Regions from separate parts of the Mus musculus genome. Here region 2 is linked to region 1. The links are chromatin loops, found by intact Hi-C in ENCODE. Cell type or tissue: heart. All regions are shown on one strand.

Evidence for each region. Hi-C counts contacts between places; a loop is a spot of excess contacts. Peaks named below come from ENCODE experiments on the same cell type or tissue, not always from the same donor. Only the 100,000 strongest peaks of a DNase experiment are listed, where the experiment ranks them.
Region 2: a loop joins it to region 1, with 15 times the contacts of the local background. A loop is called at or near these places in 18 of 42 quality-filtered maps.

Annotation. Positions count from the first base shown.
Region 1 is chr4:141,360,949-141,365,948 of GRCm38, reverse strand. No RefSeq gene overlaps it. Among named protein-coding and RNA genes, the nearest start is that of Fam131c, 4.7 kb to the left of the region's middle. In heart, CTCF peaks have their summits at 2,559 (motif pointing right) and 4,895 (motif pointing right); DNase peaks (open chromatin) are centred at 2,638 and 3,138; H3K27ac peaks cover 1,307 bases; H3K27me3 peaks cover 2,031 bases.
Region 2 is chr4:141,142,827-141,147,826 of GRCm38, reverse strand. No RefSeq gene overlaps it. Among named protein-coding and RNA genes, the nearest start is that of Fbxo42, 2.6 kb to the left of the region's middle. In heart, no CTCF peak of the experiment used is centred here; no DNase peak of the experiment used is centred here; H3K4me3 peaks cover 762 bases; H3K27ac peaks cover 884 bases.

The sequences.
Region 1 (5,000 bases):
GTGCCTGGGATGGGGAAATGTGCATTGAATGAGCAGAAGGGTCATCTGTGTTCCCCGTGTGGCCAACTCAGGGACACAGGTCGGGGATGGGGTGGGTGCTTCTGCCCATCCCATGTATTTACACTGTTTAGCCTCCCGCTGATTCTATCTTGTCACTCTACAGCACTGGTACCGTCCTGAGAGACCAGGCCATACTGGGGGAAGGCGGGTGGTGGCTCTTCCTTGCATTCCCACATTCACCTTCCCAATCCTTGGAATTCTGCTGAAGCAGACGATGTGCTGACAGGTCCAAGATGTGTGGCTGCCCTCCCCGGGACAACGGTCTGTCCTTTCCCAGTTCACCCCACAGCCCATCTGCCCTGTGACCATCCTCTGACCTCCTCGGGTGTCCTCCCGACACACCCACTCATGGGAGAGAGGGGAAGAAACCTGGGAGCACCGTGCCTGGGGGTGCCCGTCACCCCTCATGTTCTTTTCTCCTGGCACAAGCTTGAGAACCCAGGCAGAGCCCCGTCTAGTGGCTGTCCATCAATGGGCAGACATCTGCAGCTCTGAGAGCCCGCCCTGCTGTGGGTATTGAAGCATGGAGAAGGGACATTACAGGGATGGATGGGAGAAAGATTAATCTGCAGGAGTCATTCCAGTGGTGAATCAGACCCGTGCCTGCCTGGCAGTCCCAGGGTCAGTGGGAACACGGTGGAGAGAGCCATGTGTGAGCTGAGCTCAGGGTCAGGACGGAGAGTGCTGCCCCTATTGCCAATAAAGCCTGCGAGGTGACAGCTCCTGCCAAGGGCCAAGGGGACATGGGGATAGCAAGTCTACAGTGATCCTGAAACCAGACATTGAAGGTTGGGTTGAGTGCTGGCAGCTAGAACTGGTGGGTGACTCTCTGTACACAGAGGATTGAAAACAGGGATACACTTGGGGACACTCTGGGCACATGTGACACCAGGGGAGCAGTAGGAGAGGTTGAGGTTGTAGACCCTCCCCCCCCCCGGACATTCTAGAGGATTCTCTATTAAGCACAATAGCAGCCATCCTCATCTGCTCGTATGTGCCCTGCTCGAAAGAGGCCATTGGCTTGCTGACCACTGATACTCCCTCGAGCAAGTGGATGGGAAGACCATGGGATCCTTGTCTGGGATTCCAGACGCTCCTCTCAACTCTCTGAGTGTAATTCTGCTCTCAGGGGTGGCTAGAATATATACACTCGGGAAAGTCGATTGAAGGGGGTTGCATCCATATGGCTATGGAGAAGCCGTCATCAGTCCTGGATGAAGTAGCTGCTGTATACTTTGGGACCCTCCCCCCTCGGTCTCCTGCAGGTAACTCCTCACCCACACTCTGTAAGCAAGCTCAATAAATTCATTGGCTCCCCGGGGCGGACTGTGGTGGAATCATACTGGAGTTTGCCATGAGACCTTGCGAGGAGTCTCTCCAAGAGAGGCAAAACCTGATAACAGGAACAGAAGAGGGCCTGGCAGAACTGAGTGGGCGTCCGTCTGGTAGCTGGGAGGACCCTTAGTAGGTGCTCAGTTAATAGGTGGTGACGGTCCCAGGTGTCAGGTCTAGAAGATGGATCATGGCCGAGACACCGTCGGGCTGCCCCTCACCAGCGGGCACTTGCTGAGCCCTGGTGTGTCCAGCAAGGGCTGTATGGTGTAGAGACTCCACCCTGCACACTAGAGCCTACAATGTCAGTGGAGGAATTCAATGCTGAGGTTTCTCAAGCAGTGATCAGGGTCCACTTGGAACCACATAGGGCAGGTGAAGCCCTTGTGAAATGGAGAAAGGACCTGGCCTAGTCTGGGGCTTGGGAGGCATATTCTGGGAGCAATGAGGGTGGAGCCAGCTGCCCAAGAATATATGAGACTCAGAAGGGCAGAGAGAGAGAGAGAGAGAGAGAGAGAGAGAGAGAGAGAGAGAGAGAGAGAGAGAGAGAGAGAGAGAGAGAGAGAGAGGAGTCTGCCAGTGGCCAGTTGTCCTGGGGGTGGGAGGGAGGAGAGACCCAGGAGATTGAAGAGAAGGCAAAAATCTTGGGTGGGTTCCAGCAATCAGAGCTTGAAGCCCTTCCAGAAAGATCTAGAAATAAGGCAATGTGCCTGCCGCCCTTGGAATATGTCCATTCTTGCCTGGATTGGGGCTCCCAACTGGACTCATAGGTCAGACGTCTCCCTGACCCCAGAACAACAGGTGAACTAGGATGGGGGGATGGGCATGCACACGCTCAGTCTGATGGGGGAGGCAGAGTCCTGAGGGATCTCTGATCGAGGCAGTGATAGCCACTGTCCATGCTCAGCCCTGGGATGGCAGCAAGAGAGAGTAAATACTTCAGGGAGTAAATAGTACTGTGGAGTAAAGAGGGCTATTAAGTTCATTTCTTAAATGCCTAGTGTAGGCCTAGTCAATGGTGGCTGCTTCCCAACAGGACCCCTTTCTCAGAGACCAGAAATTGGTGTTGTAACTCTAGTTCTAAAGATCTCTGCAGGCAGAGGAGCCCCTGCCGGAACCAAGGACTAAGTTGTCTTGAGCTGTACATGTCATACAACAAGTGACCACCAGGGGGCAGCCTGAGACGGCATCATTCTAAATCCTTTTCAGGTTGCTTTTTGCCCTTGGCCAATTGACACAGAAAGTACCACGCTGGCAACAGTGACCCAGCCAGGGCTCAAGGTTGTGCACACTGTGATCTGAACTTGGTACCCTGTGACGGGGAGGGACTGAAACATTGTCCCAGCCTCTGGTCACTGGCCCCGAGGTTTACCACGATTGTCTGCATGTGTCAACTCTCCTGAGCCACAACTCTAAGGCTGCATCCCTCCCCGCAGAAGGGGACCCTGTTCTAACAAAACATCTCTATATAGAATACGTCCCCTTCGGTCTGAGATCTGCATAGCCCTGAGCCCACTGTGCAGATGTGGAGACTGAGAACCAAGAGACCCCAGGATGCAGTGCGCACACGGGGTGGGGGTGGGGTGGCTGCATGTGGCTAGGTCCACCTTTTGGAGACCTACCTGGCTGGGCGGCCCAGGGGCTAGAGGAGGAGCCTGGAAAAGTCATGACCTCAGAAAGCCACACTCAGCTACTCAGGGGCAGGGGACTTCCAGTGAGAGTCTGATGTCAGAATCCTCACATATCCGGGTAGGCTAAGCAGAACAAGAGGTTCCCAGTATGGCAGAGGGCCAGCAGAAACCCCTCAGGAGCTGACTGCTGGACCCTGTCCTGAGCACTGGGGACATTGATATGAGGTTAGCCAGCCTAGAAGCTCACAAGTGCCATGACACCTGGTCGTGAGGATAGTCCTTACCATTAAGGAGCTCTGCTGGGCCAGATGGGACCTTGGTGACAATTCAGGCATTTGGGTTAATATCAGCATGGTGCCCCGGATGATGGCATCAGCCCATTGAACCCTCCAGTAGCCCAAGAGGTGAGCCCACGCCATGGTCACGTTAGAAACACACACCACTCAGTGATACCTCAGCCCAGTTCCCCTTTGTCATAACCTGTGAGATGACTCCAAACCCAGACACTCCTGGGACCAGCACTGCTCTCTCTATTCCATCTCTGGATATTTATGCAAGCCGTACACACTCCCACCCCGACCCCCATTCCCACCCCCACCCCACCCCACCCCGCTCCCTCCACCAGGCCACACCATGCATGCCTGTGCCTTGCATCCTGCCCCTTCACCTTTATCTTCATTCTCCAAACTTCCTGTAAGATGCTCACCACCCACACAACGGGATGTGGAAGAGAGGGTACAGGCGGGAGGGAGCCAGCAGTCCTGGAGATGGAAAGCCGGTGTTAGTAAACAACGGCTCACAGCCTGTTTCTATAAATAAAGTTTTATTTAAACACATTCACGCTTATTCATACACCTATTTTCTATAGCTGTTGTGCTTTATAATAGTGGAGGTGTGGCAGACGCGGCAACCCTCAAAGCTGAGAATGGAAATGTTTGCCAGTATCTGGCCGAGGGGATACCAGGCTCAGAAGCACCAGGAGGGGCATAGCAGAGGGGTGGGAATTGAGATTGTGGCTCAGACTGGCTGATTTTTTTTTTCTCATCCCCCTCCCCCCATCCCCACCCCAGGTGCCTGAGCAGGAGATGTTAAAAACACAATAGCTCGTCCTCTCTGAAAGTCAGGCTGGGTCTGGATTCTCCTCAGCAGCTGCTGATCATACCAGGCTGGCGGAGAGTCCTGCTAGCGTCTGCTCTTCGGGAGTTGAATGGGAACTAGATAGATGGACGGGGACTCTCTTCTCTGGGAGCTCACAGGACACTATGGGAAGATGTCCAAGCTGAAACCCAGATCAGAAGTCACGGCCAGTGGGATCTGCCCTTCCGCTCCTCCTCATGTGGTTTCCAGCCACTCAAGAACCATCCCCCAGTTGTCCTGGGGAGGGAGGGACACCTTGTCTATACAGGTTAGCAGAGACCTGTGATGTTTGATGAACTAGCCAAGCCCTTGGTCCATGTCTGCAGGCAAAGCTCAAATTGTCGTGGGAAAGCCCCCGATGGTATTTAGGACAATGGGTTCTAGCCCAAGACTTATTCGGACAAGTCTGTCCCTGCTGGGCCTCGGTGTGGTCGTCAGGAACCGGGGGGGGGGGGTGGGGGGGACTGGGGAAACACACCTGGAAGACCCTCCGGCTGCACACGCTAAGGCTCGCCTTTTCTCTTTTCAGGCCTCAGTTTGTCTCTGTAAAATGGGGACATGAATGATGGCCCTCCCACACTCTTGCAGCTGGTCCCAGTCCAGGGAGATCACAGATGGGAAAGCGCTTTGAGCTCCGTGGAAGAAAGGAATTCTATAAACCTAGGGGGTTATTATGCTGCGGATCTGGGAGCAAGCATGGGCTCGTACCCAGAGGTCTACAGAAGTTTAGTCTGGCCGGTAGAGGGCGCTATAGAGAAGCTGAGTCTTGAATTGGAATCCATTTGGTCCATGAGAGTTCAGCATAGACATCAGGTCTGTACTGGGGAGGATGGGGGACAT
Region 2 (5,000 bases), 220 kb after region 1:
CCATATTGAGAAGGGCCGAGGGCGCGGAGCTTTCTAGGACTCTTATCAGGATCGGCGCGGCTGAGCGCTGGTATCTGAGCTGTTTTTCCGATTGTTTGATAGTGCAGACTTAGATTAAGGCACTTGTGCCCCCAGGTACCCACGGGTTGAGCGTAGAGAAAGGGCAATGGGGAACGGAAGTGCCTTTTAGATATCCCCAGGGAGAGGAAGCTCCCGGCGTTGGAGCCTCTGGAAACTGTAGCAGCAGCTATGTTGCTACCAACTTTAAAAAAAAAAAAAAAAAAGAGGAAACCCAGTCTCAAAACTCCCGGTGTAGAGCGGAGCCTGGGAGGAAACAAGCCTGTGTGTTTCTCTGTGCTTCCCAGTGTGGCCATCACCGAGGAGTGGGGTCCCGCTCCCACAAAAGAGTCTCACTTCAAGAAAGCTGTGTGTAGGTGAGAACCTTCTAGAACCCATCCCTGCAGATGTGGTTTAAGGAAATGCCAGACATAGAGAGCTCAAGCTCTTGTGCAATTGGAGCATTCTGAGACATCAAGCGAATAGCCCTGGGATAAAGTAGACCTAGGCTTGTATAGCCCGTGAGACGTGGTACTAGGTCAAAAGTACCACGAGGCTTGGTGACACTCCTTTAAGTCCAGTTATGCAGGAGGTTTAAGGGCGAGAATTGCTTGATCCAGGAGTTTGAATCTACTTTGAGGAACCTCAATCTAAAAAAAACATTTATGTTCCTCATATAAACATTAGAAAAAACTCTGGCACGCAGTAAGTGAGAAACTAAGAAATTCCATTGCCCTGGCATGGTGGTTGACTATTAATCCCAGCACTTGGGAAGCAGAGGTAAGTAGATTTCTGAGTTCAAGGCCAGCATGGTCTACATAATGAGACCCTGTCTCAAAGAAAAAGAGAAAGAAGTCTTGGCTTGCAAAATGGCTCAGCAGGTAAGGGTGCTTCCCCCAAGCTTGAAGACCCGAGTTCAATGCCTAGAACCTACATGATGGAGGGAGAAAACCAATGCCAACTCCCACAGTTTCCACCCTGATCTTCATTCTCAAACAATGACACTTGTGAACATACATACAGTAAATATTGCGTGTGCCTGAGCATATCTTGTGCACCACGTGTGTGGGTGCCCTTAGAGGCTAGTAGAGGGTGTCAGATCCCCTGGAACTGGAATTATAGGCAGTTGTGACCCTACCACCGCCATGTGGGTGCTAGGGATTGAACCTGGGTGGTCCTGCAAGAGCAGTACATGTCTTGACCGTCTCTCCAGCCCTGTAATCTAAGTTATAACATGTTCTAAGAACTCACGCTAGGTTGAGATAGCCCAGCAATAAGAATCTGTTTACCGTCAGGCATGGTGGTGCATGCCTTTAATCCCAGCACTTGGGAGGCAGAGGCAGGTGGATTTCTGAGTACGAGGCCAGCCTGGTCTACAGAGTGAGTTCCAGGACAGCCAGGGCTACACAGAGAAACCCTGTCTAGAAAAACAAAAAAAAAGAGAATCTGCTTACCCCTCTCTAGAAGACCTACATTCATGTGCCAGCACCTACAAGCTACTCACAACTGTCTAATACCAGCTCCAGGGGGTCTGACACCCTATTTGACCTCTTTGGGCACCCACCCACACAGCACACACACACTCAAGCATAGATAAAAACAAAATCTAAATATATATATGTATATATATTAAAACAAGGCTGCTACTGGCCTATGGTGGCACACACCTTTAATGACAGCACTCAGAAGGCAGAGACAGGTGAATCTCTGGGTTTGAGGCCAGCCAGGTGTACAGAGTAAGTTCCAGGACAACCAGAGCTCTTCCACAAAGAAGCGCTGACTTGGGGTACAGGTGGGGAGAATTGCTAGGTCATGTTAGAGTTCAAATACAGAACCATTTTACCCTTAGCTCAAAGATAGGCGGGAGTTTTGTTGCTTTGACGAAAAGCTTTATCATTAATATCCATCATATATAGACTAGTACCCAGCGGAGACTCACTGAATATATGTTGAATAAAAGAATGAACTGGAGCCGGGCGTGGTGGTGCACGCCTTTAATCCCAGCACTAGGGAGGCAGAGGCAGGCGGATTTCTGAGTTCGAGGCCAGCCTGGTCTACAGAGTGAGTTCCAAGACAGCCAGGGCTATACAGAGAAACCCTGTCTCGAAAAACCAAAATAAATAAATAAATAATAATTAAAAAAAAAAAAGAATGAACTGGGAATTTGAGAACTAAGAGGGGATTCAGCGGATGCATGTTTAGTGAACACCTACTATGCACCAGAGTGCAGATGCATGTTTAGTGAACACCTACTATGCACCAGAGTGCGGATGCATGTTTAGTGAACGCCTACTATGCACCAGAGTGCGGATGCATGTTTAGTGAACGCCTACTATGCACCAGAGTGCGGATGCATGTTTAGTGAACGCCTACTATGCACCAGAGTGCGGATGCATGTTTAGTGAACGCCTACTATGCACCAGAGTGCGGATGCATGTTTAGTGAACGCCTACTATGCACCAGAGTGCGGATGCATGTTTAGTGAACGCCTACTATGCACCAGAGTGCGGATGCATGTTTAGTGAACGCCTGCTATGCACCAGAGTGCGGATGCATGTTTAGTGAACAGCTACTATGCACCAGAGGGCGTGCCATATCTGTCTGTTTGTGGTTTTCTGTTTGAGATAGAGTCTCACAGTGAAGTCCTAATTTGCCTGGAGCTCTCTTTGTAGACTAGGCTGGCCTCCAACTCACAGAGATGTACTCAACGTCTACCTCCCATGTACTGGGATCAAAGGTATTTGCCATCATACCCAGCCCATCTGGAGGGTTTTTGAGAGAATTCTTATGCTGTAGAACAGGTTATACTTCCTATGTAGACCAGGCTGCTTCAACCTCCCAAGAGCTGGGATTACAGATTTTATATATGCATATATATAAAGATTTTAACCTATATTTCTGAAAGTGTATGAGGGAGTGGATGGAAGTCAGAGGACAACCCATACATAGCAGTTGGCTGTCTCCTTCCAAGGGAGCAAACTGAGGTGGTCAGGATTGGCAGCCAGTGCCCTTACCTACTGAGCCATCTCACCAGCTTGTGACTTAGGTAAAGTTAACAAGGTCCCTGATACATAAAGAGCCTGTACAAGAAAGACAATAAATATGTGTTCGTATTAACTGCAATACATAGAAAAGTTATTAAAGCGAATTATTTATTACTAATCACAGTTCACGGGTTTTTTTTTTTTATTTTTACAATGTGCATGAGAGGGTGTGTGTGTGCGTTTGCTTGTGTGTGCATGCCATGGCATGTATGTAGAAATCAGAGGACAACTGCAGCTGTCTGTCCTTTCCTCCCACCTCGTTGAGACAGGGCTTCTTTGTTCCCTTCGGAGCATTGCCGGCTCCCTGGCCCATAAGCATCCAGGGATGCTTCTGTCTCACTGTAGGCACACTGCGATCACAGGTACCGTTACAGACAGCAGATGCCACGATGCCCAGATTGAGGTAGGTTCTGTCTGTTTGAACTGAGGTCTCATGCTTTTGTATTGTAAGCATGTTCCCAACGAGCCCTCTCCCCCGCCTCACTCAGTGCTCATTTTATTAGGTACCTAACACTGGTACCCAGGTGCCACCATTGTGCTCATTGTACAAATGGAGAAACAGTCTTCTCCAGGTTAAAGCTCCCCAAAACAGGCAGGGTTCAAGCCCACATGGTCTTGTCACTTCAAAGCCCAGGCTCTTGAACTCGGCAAGAGTTCTGACAAGCAGGAGGCTTGGTTACGTTCGACCTAGACCATCAGGAGGGAAATTGACTCTCATCTCTCACAGTGGAGAGAATATACGATAATGGCTCAGATTTGTCTCTCGGCCACACGTAGACTGGGACAGATAATGGGGACCAGGGCTAGAGGCAAGGGCTGAGACCGGGATGAAAGATGGTGCTCAGACCCGTCCAGTAAGTTCAAACGTGCTTTAAGAAAAGAGTCTGTCCAAATAATTACAGGAGCATTTTATGGTTTTAGTTATTTAGCTTAGGTAATATATGCACATAGTGCAGCATTCAAAGGCACAACAGGAAGTATAATAAAACGGAAATTGGAGTTGAGGACATGTTTCAGTGGTACAGAGTCTGCCTAGAATCCTCAAATCTGCACACATGTTTAATCCCAACACTCAGGAGTCAGAGGCACGTGGCATCTCTGTGAGTTGAGGCCAGCCTGGTCTTTAGAGTGAGTTCTAGGACAGCCAGGGCTACAAAGAGAAACCCAATATCAAAAAAAGAAAAAAGAAAAAAAAAAGGAAGGAAAGAGACGAAAAGAAAGGAAAACAAACCAGGTGGCTGGAGAAAAAGCAGCATTGGTTGTTCTTCCAGAGGTCCTGAGTTCAATTCGCAACCATCTGTAATATAATCTGACGCAGGTGTATATGCAGATAGAGCACTCACATACATAAAGTAAGTAAATATTTTTCTAAAAATTAACCTACTAGCCCCTCAGATATTTTTGGTCACACCAAATCAACTTCTGTTAACCCCCCTGACATCTTTTCAGAGATTTACAGGTGAGAAGAGATGGGGAAATGTATACATTTTAAATGACTCAGTATCAGCATTTTTGTTTTGTTTGTTGAAACAGGGTATGTGTCGCCCTGGCTGTCCTGGAACTCACTATGTAGACCAAGCTGGCCTCAAACTCACAAATATCAGCCTTCCTCTGCCTCCTGAGTGCTGGGATTAAAGGCATGCACCAGCTCTACCTGGCATCTTTTCTTTTGCTTAAAGAGAAAGAAAAAGTAAGAGAAAACTACACACAGCCTAGCATTTAAGGTTTTTGTTCGTTTGTTTAGTTTTGTTTTGTATGTGTGTGTATAGATGGCTTCATGTGCCCACTGCTCAACTTTTGACTGCCTACGTGTCCTTGTGCCAAGGACAGTCTGACTACGGTCTTTGTGCTTGCATTCCTACCACACCTGGTTTGAAAGTGACTTCCTAACATAAAAGC